Linked DNA regions of Homo sapiens: region 2 is linked to region 1. A link is a contact called in ENCODE Hi-C or POLR2A ChIA-PET data. All regions are on one chromosome and are shown on one strand. Each heading gives the region's core, a stretch centred on a gene start or an enhancer-like site at or near the end of the contact. The rest is flanking DNA. Distances are from core to core; before and after follow the strand shown.

Region 1 (5,285 bases), core at 1,731-4,230:
ATATACCTGAGGGCATATACCCCAGACAATGTAGCCACTTCACCAGGTTCAAGTTATTCTCCTGCCTCAGCCTCCCCAGTAGCTGGACTACAGGCATGCACCATGCCCATCTATTGACCAATATCAGCTGGAAGTGAGTTTCAGTTTCTCTCTGGCCCCACCATGGTCAGCCCCAACCATCCTCCTGATTGCCTTGGAAGAATAGCCTTCGAAATTGGACATCTGCATCCAGATAGGTGAGTATCCTTTGTGGGCCCAGACAGCAGGATTTGCTCCTCTCAATTTGGGAAATTTTTAAAAGAATTTTCATTTGCAGGTTGAACAAGCCCAACTGACTGAGGGAGGGAAACACCCTGACTGTTTTTATGTGGACACTCTTGGGGGCTAGTTTATAATTGTATGTTGTGTCTGGGCAAGTGAGTGCCTCGTGTGTGTACCAGACAGCGGGATCAGTTCCTCTCAATTTGGGAAATTTCCTAAGGAATTTTTGTTTGCATTTGATCAAGCCCAACCAATGAAGAGAGGAAGCACCCTGACTGTTTGAGTTTGGACACTCTTGGGGCTTGTTTTTTGCTGCAGCAGTTGGATTGTGTTTTGGTGATCATTTGTGTGTGTTTTATATAGTCATGAGAAGTTAGAATTCGGTAAACTGATATTCATTTGCAATACTGTTGGCCCCAGTGTTGTTTGGAATCTGGCGTTTGCTGTTTGGAATCTGGAGTTTGCTGCTGAATGGGAAAGTGGGATGGAGTTGTGTGTATCCAGGCTTTTGTGCTGCTGTTCTAAGCAAGGTTGGGCCTGGCAGGTATGTGATGTTCTCCTTTGTTGCTGTTTGACCCCAATGTTCTTTGGAGTCTGAGGAGGTTTGGCCTTTAAAAATCAAACTGCCATGGAAACTACTATACCCAAAATTTTGATTCACAGCCTTCACTGAATTACCTACTGGGACAAAGTGTAACCATGTAAAACCAGTAAGCTTGTATTGCTATCTCATAGCTATAGTTCCAAGGTAAAAGCTATTGGATCTTTGTTTATGTGTGTATATTCATGTTTAGATGTGTTTATTTGTATGTACCCTTATTGGTATATGTTGTGTCTACCAAATTGGCTTATAAGTAAAACAGCACTCATAAATTAAATAAGTCAAAGCAATTTTCAAGTTCGTGTGAGTTAAGTAAATTTTTTCGAAACCAGCTGGCTGTAAAATTATTGGTAAAATGAAAATAAAAATGTCTTCAAAATTGTGAGCATACATTTTTGTCTGGATTTTATATTTGTCTCTGGTAGATATTTTGAGGTTTCAGGGTTTGGCATAGAAGGTTATAAAATTATAAACCCAGCCAAAACAAATGATCTTCATGAAAATTTTTTGAAAAGTAGTATTACGGGATCACTGGATGTCAATTTTTCTGGCCAGAAACCTCTGTGGCCAGTGGTGCTTTGCCTGAGTTCTTGTCCTGCGTTCAGGAAGAATGAGGTACTCAGGCAAGTGAACCAGACAAAGAGGAGCTTTATTTAGTATTAGAGCAGCTCAGGGGAGACGCACAGTGGGTAGCTCCTTTCTGTTACTCGTTGTCCCAACGTCTGCTGCTCTCAGCAGAGAGGAGGCCCTGGAGAGGACAGCTCCTGTCTGCTACTGGTCATCTTGACGTATGCTGCCCTCAGCAGAGAGGAGGCCCTGGAGAGGATGGCTCCTCTCTGAAGCTGGTCCACGCAATGTCTCTTCTGGTCTCTGAAGCTCTTAGCAGAGAGGGTAGCTCCTTTCTGCCAGCTGGCCATCCCATTGTCTCTAGCTATCAGCAGGGGGAATAGCTCCTCTCTGCATTTGGTCCTCTTGTTGTCTCCCCAACCTCTGCCCTGCTGTGGCTGAGCCCAGGGCTTTTATGTGGCTCGGGGAAGGGAGTGTGTGCTGACTGGTCCACAGGAAAAAGCACCATGAGTTCCTCCTCCAATCAGCAGGAATGGCAGCCTGGCCCCCACACTTCAGGCCTGTCCTGGCATGAAGGTGGGGCTTCACTGGGGACTTGCCCCCTTCCACCCAGGAGCCTGTCTGCCTTCCACAGCCATCCATAGTGCCCAGGCTGCTGGCACCAAGGGGCACCTGCAGGCCAGCACCAGTCACTCTCAGCCCCTCTCAACTTCCCTTCCTGCACTCCTCAGTGCCCAAAGTCCAGAGGGGGGCAGGGCAGCAGGGGACTGGCGTGTCAGCACTGCCCTGAGCTTGCACACACCTGGCAGCACTGTGACAGCCCCTGGACTTGGCCCCAAGCCTGGTCCAAGATCAGAGTGGGCACCGGGAGCAGGGAAAGGCCAAGCAGCAAGAGCAGGGAGAGGCCAAGCAGCAGGAGCAGGCAACTCTGAGCCTACAAGGGCAAGGAGGGGGCCTTTTCAGGCCCCCCAAGAGTGCAGGGATGCCTGGGTCTGCAGCCCCAATTTGGGCGGCTGCAGCACCCCACAGCGGGGTGGGGTTCCTGCCTGCTCTGTGGAACTGGAGGCCTGTATCTGGAGCTGTGGACCAAGTTGCTGCAGCTGCACCCAGGAAGGGATGGATCCTGCCTGCTCCTGGCCCCAACAAGAGCACAGGGAGGCTCAGATCTGCAGCGAACACCTGTAGTCCCAGGTACTCAGGAGACTGAGGCAGGAGAATTGCTTGAACCTAGGAGGCAGAGATTGCAGTGAGCTGAGATTGTGTTACTGTGCTCTAGGCCAGGGAACAAAGCAAGACTCTGTCTCAAAAAAAAAAAAAAGACTTTTGTCAACCACAATCGATGTTTTGCTTTGATTCTTCTCAAAAAGTGACTTACAATCAGCTACAGTCCAGGGCTTGCTTCTTTGGAGGAGTTCATTAAAAGGACTTTTGATTTGCAGGTTTCTGATAACTTTGGGGTTTGTGCCACTGAATTAGAGAGAAAACTTCCAGGACTGTAATTGAAAAGCTGGTGTGTTCATAAAGATTGCTAACTCAATATGAAACAGAGCAAGAGTTGATTGCATGAATTGAAACTGAAACTGAAATAGTTTTTATGGCTTTTTGTTTGAAATATTGCTGATTCTTTTGTTTGTTTGTTTGTTTGAGACGGAGTTTCCCTCTTGTTGCTCAGGCTGGAGTGCAGTGGCGGATCTTGGCTCACTGCAACCTCTGCCTCCCAGGTTCAAGTGATTCTCCTGCCTCAGCCTCCTGAGTAGCTGGCATTTCAGGCATGCATCACCATGCCCAGCTAATTTTGTATTTTTAGTAGAGACAGGGTTTCTCTATGTTGGTCAGGCTGGTCTCGAACTCCTGACCTCAGGTGGTCCACCCACCTCAGCCTCCCAAACTGCTGGGATTACAGGTGTGAGTGACCACGCCCAGCTATATTGCTGATTCTTTTTGTTTTTTCAGAGTCTGAATAATTTTTCCTTTTGAGCTGTTTATAGCCTTTAAGCATACTTTAAGTGTATTAAGTGGAGTATACTTTTTTTTTTTTTTTGAGATGGAGTCTCGCTCTGTTGCCCAGGCTGGAGTGCAATGGTGTGATCTTGACTCACTGCAACCTCCACCTCCTGGGTTCAAGCAATTATCCTGCCTCAGCCTACTGAGTAGCTGGGATTACAGGTGTGCACCACCACTCCCAGCTAATTTTTGTATTTTCAGTATAGATGGGATTTTGCCATGTTGGCCAGGCTGGTCTTGAACTCCTGACCTCAGCTGATCTGCTTGCCTTAGCCTCCCAAAGTGCTAGCCACTGCACCCAGCAAAAGTGCAGTGTACTTTTTAATTTTTTTGAGATGGAGTGTCACTCTGTTGCCCAGGCTAGAGTGCAGTGGCGTGATCTTGGCTCACTGCAACCTCCGCCTCCTGGACCCAAGTGATTCTCCTGCCCCAGCCTCCTGAGTAGCTGGGATTACAGGCGTGCGCCACCATGTCTGGCTAATTTTTGTATTTTTAGTGGAGACAGGGTTTCACCATGTTGGCCAGGCTGGTCTCAAACTCCTGACCTCAAGTGATCCACCAGCCTCAGCCTCCCAAAGTGCTGGGATTACAGACGTGAGCCATCGCACCCAGCTGAGTATACTTTTGTAAACAGAATTTGAGTCATATATCTCTCTCTGCCTAATTTCTCCAAAATTTGTAAACTATTTGTGAATATTCTTAATTCATGGCAATGTATATGTTTGCATATACTTAATAACAACATATTTTCAGCCAGGCGCGGTGGCTCACTCCTGTAATCCCAGCACTCTGGGAGGCCGAGGTGGGCGGATCACGAGGTCAGGAGGTCGAGACCATCCTGGCTAACACGGTGAAACCCCATCTCTACTAAAAACACAAAAAATTAGCTGGGCGTGGTGGTGGGCGTCTGTAGTCCCACCTACTCGCAAGGCTGAGGCAGGAGAATGACGTGAACCCAGGAGGCAGAGCTTGCAATGAGCCAAGATTGTGCCACTGCACTCCAGCCTGGGCAACAGAGCGAGTGTCCATCTCAAAAAAAAAAAAAAAAAAAAAAACCAACAACATATTTTCTTTTGTAACAGGGCACAATTGAAGGAACTGGTTTTATTATCATTATTATTATTATTATTATTATTATTTTGAGACAGAGCCTTGCTCTGTCACCCAGGCTGGAGTGCAGTGGCATGATCTTGGCTCACTGCAAGCTCCGCCTCCTGGGTTCACGCCATTCTCCTGCCTTAGCCTCCCGAATAGCTGGGACCACAGGTGCCCACCACCACGCCTGGCTAATTTTTTTTTTTTGTATTTTTAGGAGAGACAGGGTTTCACCATGTTAGCCAGGATGGTCTCGATCTCCTGACCTCATGATCCACCCACCTCGGCCTCCCAAAGTGCTGGGATTACAGGTGTGAGCCACCACACCTGGCCAGGAACTGGTTATTTTCTCAGGGCTTTGACTGAAATGGTCTTGTGAGATGTTCCAGCAAAGCTGATTTGGGAGAGTCTATATGGACAATGATTCTTGCTGCACTGTGTGTGGGTAATCAGGTCGATTATATGGGACTGCAGCTTATTTTGCAGGTAGATTGGTCCTGCTGTGATTTGTCTTTGGTGGAAGCAGTGGACTGTAGAGAGAAATATCATGTGTCAGAAGAAACTCTACATTAGATTAACCTTTGATCCCTGGATGGCTACATGGTCACCCATGGTATGGAGCTGCCTATGACACCCCTCCTCATTATGAAGCAGCCAGAAAGATAGACAACCAGATTCCTCATGATTGAGGAATTGATCAATAGAAAGGGGGCACTGAAACCAACCCAATAGTCCCATAGACTGTTCTTTTGGATAA
Region 2 (5,285 bases), core at 2,011-4,510, 91 kb after region 1:
CAGCTAATTTTTGTATTTTTAGTAGAGACAGGGTTTCGCCATGATGGCCAGGCTGGTCTCGAACTCATGACCACAGGTGATCCGCCCACCTCGGCCTCCCAAAGTGCTAGGATTACAGGCGTGAGCCACCGCACCCAGCCTATCATGATCTTTTATCCCTTAATACTTCAGTGCATATTTCCTAAGAACAAGGATATTCTCTTACTAATTTAAGTATAGTTATCAAATTCAAGAAATTTAGCATTGATACAATAATTTACTATTCATATTCCAATTTTGTCAATAAACTTTTATTATTTGTTTTTTTTTTCCCCTTCAGCCAAGGATCACAAATTACATTAGTTGTCATGTTTCTTTAGTCTCCTTTAATCTGGGACCGTTCTTTAGCTTCTCTTTATGCTTCATGACATTAGCATTAAAAACATTTTTTTAAAATTTTTTCAGCCAGTGGTTTATGCCTGTAATTCTAGCGTTTTGGGAGGCCAAGGCAGGAGGGTTGCTTGAGGCCAGGAGTTTGAGACCAGCTTTGGCAACATAGTGAGAACTCATTGCTTCAAAAAATAAAAAAAATTAGCTGGGCATGGTGGCGTGTGCCTGTAGACCCAGCTACACAGGAGGCTGAGGTGGGAGGACTGCTTGAGCCCAGGATTTGGAGGCTGCGGTGAGCTATGATCATGCCACTGCACTCCAGCCTGGGTGATTAAGAAAACAAACAAAAAAACATTAAACAAAAACACTTTTTTTTTTTTTTAGAGTTATGGAGTTATCTGTAACTCCATAACTGTTTACAGAGTCTGGTGGTGGGATCGTAGCTTACTGCAGCCTAGAACTCCCAGCCTCAACTGGTCCTCCTGCCTTGGTCTTCCAAAGTGATGGAATTACAGGCATGAGCCACCACAGCCAGCTGACATTGACATTTTTTATAACTACAGACCAGTTCATGTCTGTGTTCTTTCTTTTTAAAAAATTGATCCATAATAATTATACTTATGTATTGGTTACATGTGATATTTTGATACATGAGTACAATGTGTAATGATTGTATTTAGGATATCTATCACCTCAAACATTTGTCGTTTCTTTGTGTTGGGAGCATTTCAAATCTTCTCTTATAGCTATTTGGAAATATACAGCAAATTATTGTTAACTATAGTCTCCCTAATTTATTTATTTCTTTCAAGAATATTTCTCATTTTGGGTTTGTCTGATGTTTTCTTATGGTTAGATTCAGGTGGTGTGTGTCTATCGTGAATCTGTAATATATACCACTACTGATATAGGGTCCTTCTCAGGGTATCACAACTGCAGGTGCTGTTCATTGGTGATACTAATTTTGATCATCTGGTCAAGTGTTAATCTGATTTATTTACTGTGTAGATGTTATTTCCCCTTGCAACTAATAAGCAATCTGTAGGGAAACATTTGAAGATCATACTCCTCTTTAAACTTTCCCTCTAATACCTAACATACATTGATAATTCTTGCCTGAACCAATTTCTGGTTGCAGTTATGGTGAAATTTGAGTGGTTGCTTAAAATACTTGTTCTTAGGTGGACACAAACTGTCTTTCTAGCTTGCTTCTGTTTGTTTCTCTTCCTATAAGAAACACAATTGCATACCCTAAAGATCTATATTTTTTTATGTCTAAATCTAATAACTAAAAAGAGTTTGAAAATTGGAAAAAGGTTTGGCTCAATGAGGCTTGACTTGGAACTTGGTAATTTCCTAGAATGGCCACATCACCCAGTGGAATTTGTTCTCCACTCAACCAACAGCATAAGTGCTTTTTCTCTAAGCCAGACTGACAACAGCCATGTGAAGTGGATTCTTTTTTTAAAATTTACTCCCTCTTTTAATAAGTGGGATTTGCTATGAATTCATCATTATATTTCAGCTTTTGTTCTCAAATCTATTTTAATAGCTTGATTCATCTTATTAAGCACTTCCACTTAAGCTTTAACAAAATCCATAAAGTTTGGAAATGCCCATTGTCCAGGAGCTTTAAGAGAGAAAAGGTTAGGAGAAACGTTTTCCTATTCTCCTTTTCTATCATTTTTTTCTTTCCTTCCCTCTTATTTTTCTGTATTTTTTCCTTGTGCCTTTCCTTTCATTCCTTTGAAGCATGATTAGGATGCATGACTGAGCCTCCAAAAGCAGAGAGAAAAAGAAGTATTGCTTCTTGAGACTCAGGTTTTTTATTGTTATTACTACGGAGAATAGGCTAATGATATGATAATTATGACCATTACTAATGAATGCCTTATCAGCTATCAGTTGTTTCTTCGAGGGAACCTTGCCCTCAAAAAAAGTGGCTTACGCCTGTAATGACCAGCACTTTGGGAGGGCGACGCAAGAGGATTGCTTGAGCTCAGGAGTTTGAAACCAGCCTGAGTAACTAGTGAGACCTCATCTCTACTAAATTTTTTTTTGTTTTAATTAGCCAGGCATGGTGGCACACACCAGTAGTCCCAGCTACTTGAGAGGCTAAGACAGGAGGATCTCTTGAACCCCAGAAATCAAGGCTGCAGTGAGTAATAATGGCACCACTGCACTCTAGCCTGGGTGACAGAGGAGTCCCTGTCTTAAAAAAAAAGAGAGAGAGAGAGAGAGAGAGAAATAAGTAGAGACAAAAGAAAACAACTAGAGAGTCAGAAAGAGGAAAGGGGCAGAAGCAAAGAACTTGGGGATGGGGAGGCAAGGGTAGGAGAGAAGGACAGAGAATACAGAACTCCTAAAATAGGAAAATGGGAGTCAGCTCTAACATTTACCTTTACCCAGTCCAGTGTGTGGGTTTTCCCCTTTCAGTAGAATGTTCTATGAGATAGGATGAGATGGGGTGAATGAAATTGTCCCATCCTTGACTCCTTGGATCTGTTTACATGGAACTGAAGGTTTTACCCTGTAATGTGACTTGATAGCCTGATCCTAGTGGGTTGGGTAGGAAGAGGCTATTAAGTGATGTTTTTTGGCTTGCTAGCATTAACAGAGTTATTTTTAACCTCCCATTTCAATCTCTTCGTTGTTCAGGTTCCTCTGCTGGCTACCATGAGAGCAGTCAAAATTAGCAACTATATAAAATGAAGTACCTCTTGTCTCCCCAGTCACTTCCAAAATAAACAGGGAGTAATACTGTCCATATTTTGTCTCACTTTACTCTGAAGGCTAGCAATAGAGGAAGCATGGATTAGTGTGTAGTGATTTCCAGGCTCTGCCCTCTGGACAGATTCCCCTCTGAGTGCTCCAGTTGAGTGACAGGACCATGTGGCAGGAGTGCAGCTGGAAGTATATCATCGGCAGATTTGGGTTGGGTAAATATAGCAGGAGCAGGATGTCAGTGTGGGAGATGGATTGTTCTGGGAAAGGAAGTGTTGTCTTTCGTCTGAGAAACAATTTCCTGCACTTCTGGGACTTTTGCTTTCTTCTTTTTCTTTTTTTTCCCAGGGCAGAGCAGGAGTTGGCAGGGGATGGGTACACTTGCTGAATTCTATCTCTGGATGTCTGCATGTTTCTACATTTGAAGTTGGGAGTAGAGATCAGATCTGTTTCAGCCAGTTAGGAAATGGACCTAATAAATTATCGTACCCATGCCTTAAGTTTCACTTTTTGAAGTTTTAAATTAAAGCACCTATCTGCTTAAAGCCTCTTTTTAAAAAGTTACTGTTCTTTTAGTGAAATAGACGGGTTGAGAGGCAAAAATAATTACGTAAAGAAAATCAACTCTATTGCAAGTCAGACATGAGGCACCAGCTGGCAGGAAACAGCTGGGATATTTCTGGGGGCTAGACTCTTCCACACCAGCACTTAACTCTTCAAGTGATCTCTGTTATCTGAGCTACTTAAGATAGCTACCTACCTTACCAACAATCTGCATAAAATACTAAATCTACTAAATTATGTGATATTTTACAATTGACTAGAACTTTATAATTTATAAAGTGGTTTTTCATTATAGCCTTTCAATTTTAGAATCTATAAAGCACATAAATTATAATCTATAAATTATATTTTTATAAATTATCTATAAATTATATTTATATAAATTGTTATATTATAACTTAGACTCATACATAATCTATAATAGATTATTTCTATAAACATATTTATAGAAGAGTTGTAAAGAAGTTCTCATCTATCCAATGCCCAGTTTCCCCTGTTATTAACATCTTACATTAATATGACACATTTGTCACAATTAATGAACAAATATTGATTCATCATTAATTAAAGTCCATACTTTATTCAGATTTCATTAGGTTTTTACTTAATGGCCTTTTTCTGTTCAAGGATTCCATCTAGGATACCACATTACATTTAGTCATCACATCTTGTTAGGTTCCACTTGGCTGTAACAGTTTGCCTGTATTCTTTTTCTTTTCTTTTTTCTTTCTTTTCTTTTTTTTTTTTTTGAGACAGAGTCTCGCTCTGTCGCCCAGGCTGGAGTGCAGTGGCGCGATCTTGGCTCACTGCAAGCTCCGCCTCCCAGGTTCCTGCCATTCTCCTGCCTCAGCCTCCTGAGTAGCTGGGACTACAGGCGCCCACCACCACACCCGGCTAATTTTTTTTTTTTTTGTATTTTTTAGTAGAGATGGGGTTTCACCGTGTTAGCCAGGATGGTCTCAATCTCCTGATCTTGTGATCCACCCGCCTCGGCCTCTCAAAGTGCTGGGATTACAGGTGTGAGCCACCGCGCCCGGCCGCCTGTATTCTTTTCAAGTTTCACAAAAACTCACAAGATAGACTGTGCCTTTATTAATATTCCCCTTTTACAGATAAAACTCAGGTTCCAGAAAAATTAAGTAACATTTTCAAGGTTATACAGTAAAAGCTTCTTTTAAAGTGTGATTATGATTTGGAAAAAGGCGATGAGGTTATTTATTTGCTTTTCACGTGAATAAGGGCAGACTTACAGCTAACCTTCAGGTGGGCCATTTACTGAAGAGGAACAAGAGACAGAGGTGAGTCTAGCTTGTTCCTGGACTCTTCTGTCTTGCTGGAGACAAATTAACATTATTATTTTAATCACAATTATTTTGGGAAAACCCCTTTCTCTTTGATTCTGCTATGTCTACCAAAGGAACTGATGGCAGAAAATCCTGAGTTAGCCTTGTTCCCTGGCAACAGACTTCAGGCTGCTTACTGGTCCCTGTTGTTGGATACCAGGTTCAGTAGGAAAGTCTGCTGAGAGTATAGCATGAACACTAACCCAACTAGCCTATTTCCAGCACGTGTGGTGTTAACTATCTGGGAATAGGAACATGAGTTTTTAAATTCCAGTCTCTAATTGG

The links. Hi-C counts contacts between places; a loop is a spot of excess contacts on that map. ChIA-PET counts read pairs that join two places held with the same protein, here RNA polymerase II (POLR2A). Pooled maps may share reads with other maps.
Region 2: a pooled map shows a loop between it and region 1 (2.4-fold over the local background). The contact joins two enhancer-like sites. A Hi-C loop is called at or near these places in 3 of 50 pooled maps. POLR2A ChIA-PET finds 5 or more read pairs at or near these places in 4 of 52 experiments (BJ, CD4-positive, alpha-beta T cell, GM12878 and 1 more).

Annotation. Positions count from the first base shown.
Region 1 is chr10:102,186,576-102,191,860 of GRCh38, forward strand. No RefSeq gene overlaps it. Among named protein-coding and RNA genes, the nearest start is that of NOLC1, 37 kb to the left of the region's middle. Within about 2 kb of position 2,981, at least 3 of the 41 ENCODE cell types and tissues checked have a DNase peak (open chromatin) inside an H3K27ac peak, as active enhancers do.
Region 2 is chr10:102,277,539-102,282,823 of GRCh38, forward strand. All of the region lies in intron 3 of GBF1 (golgi brefeldin A resistant guanine nucleotide exchange factor 1), which reads left to right. Among named protein-coding and RNA genes, the nearest start is that of GBF1, 35 kb to the left of the region's middle. Within about 2 kb of position 3,261, at least 8 of the 41 ENCODE cell types and tissues checked have a DNase peak (open chromatin) inside an H3K27ac peak, as active enhancers do.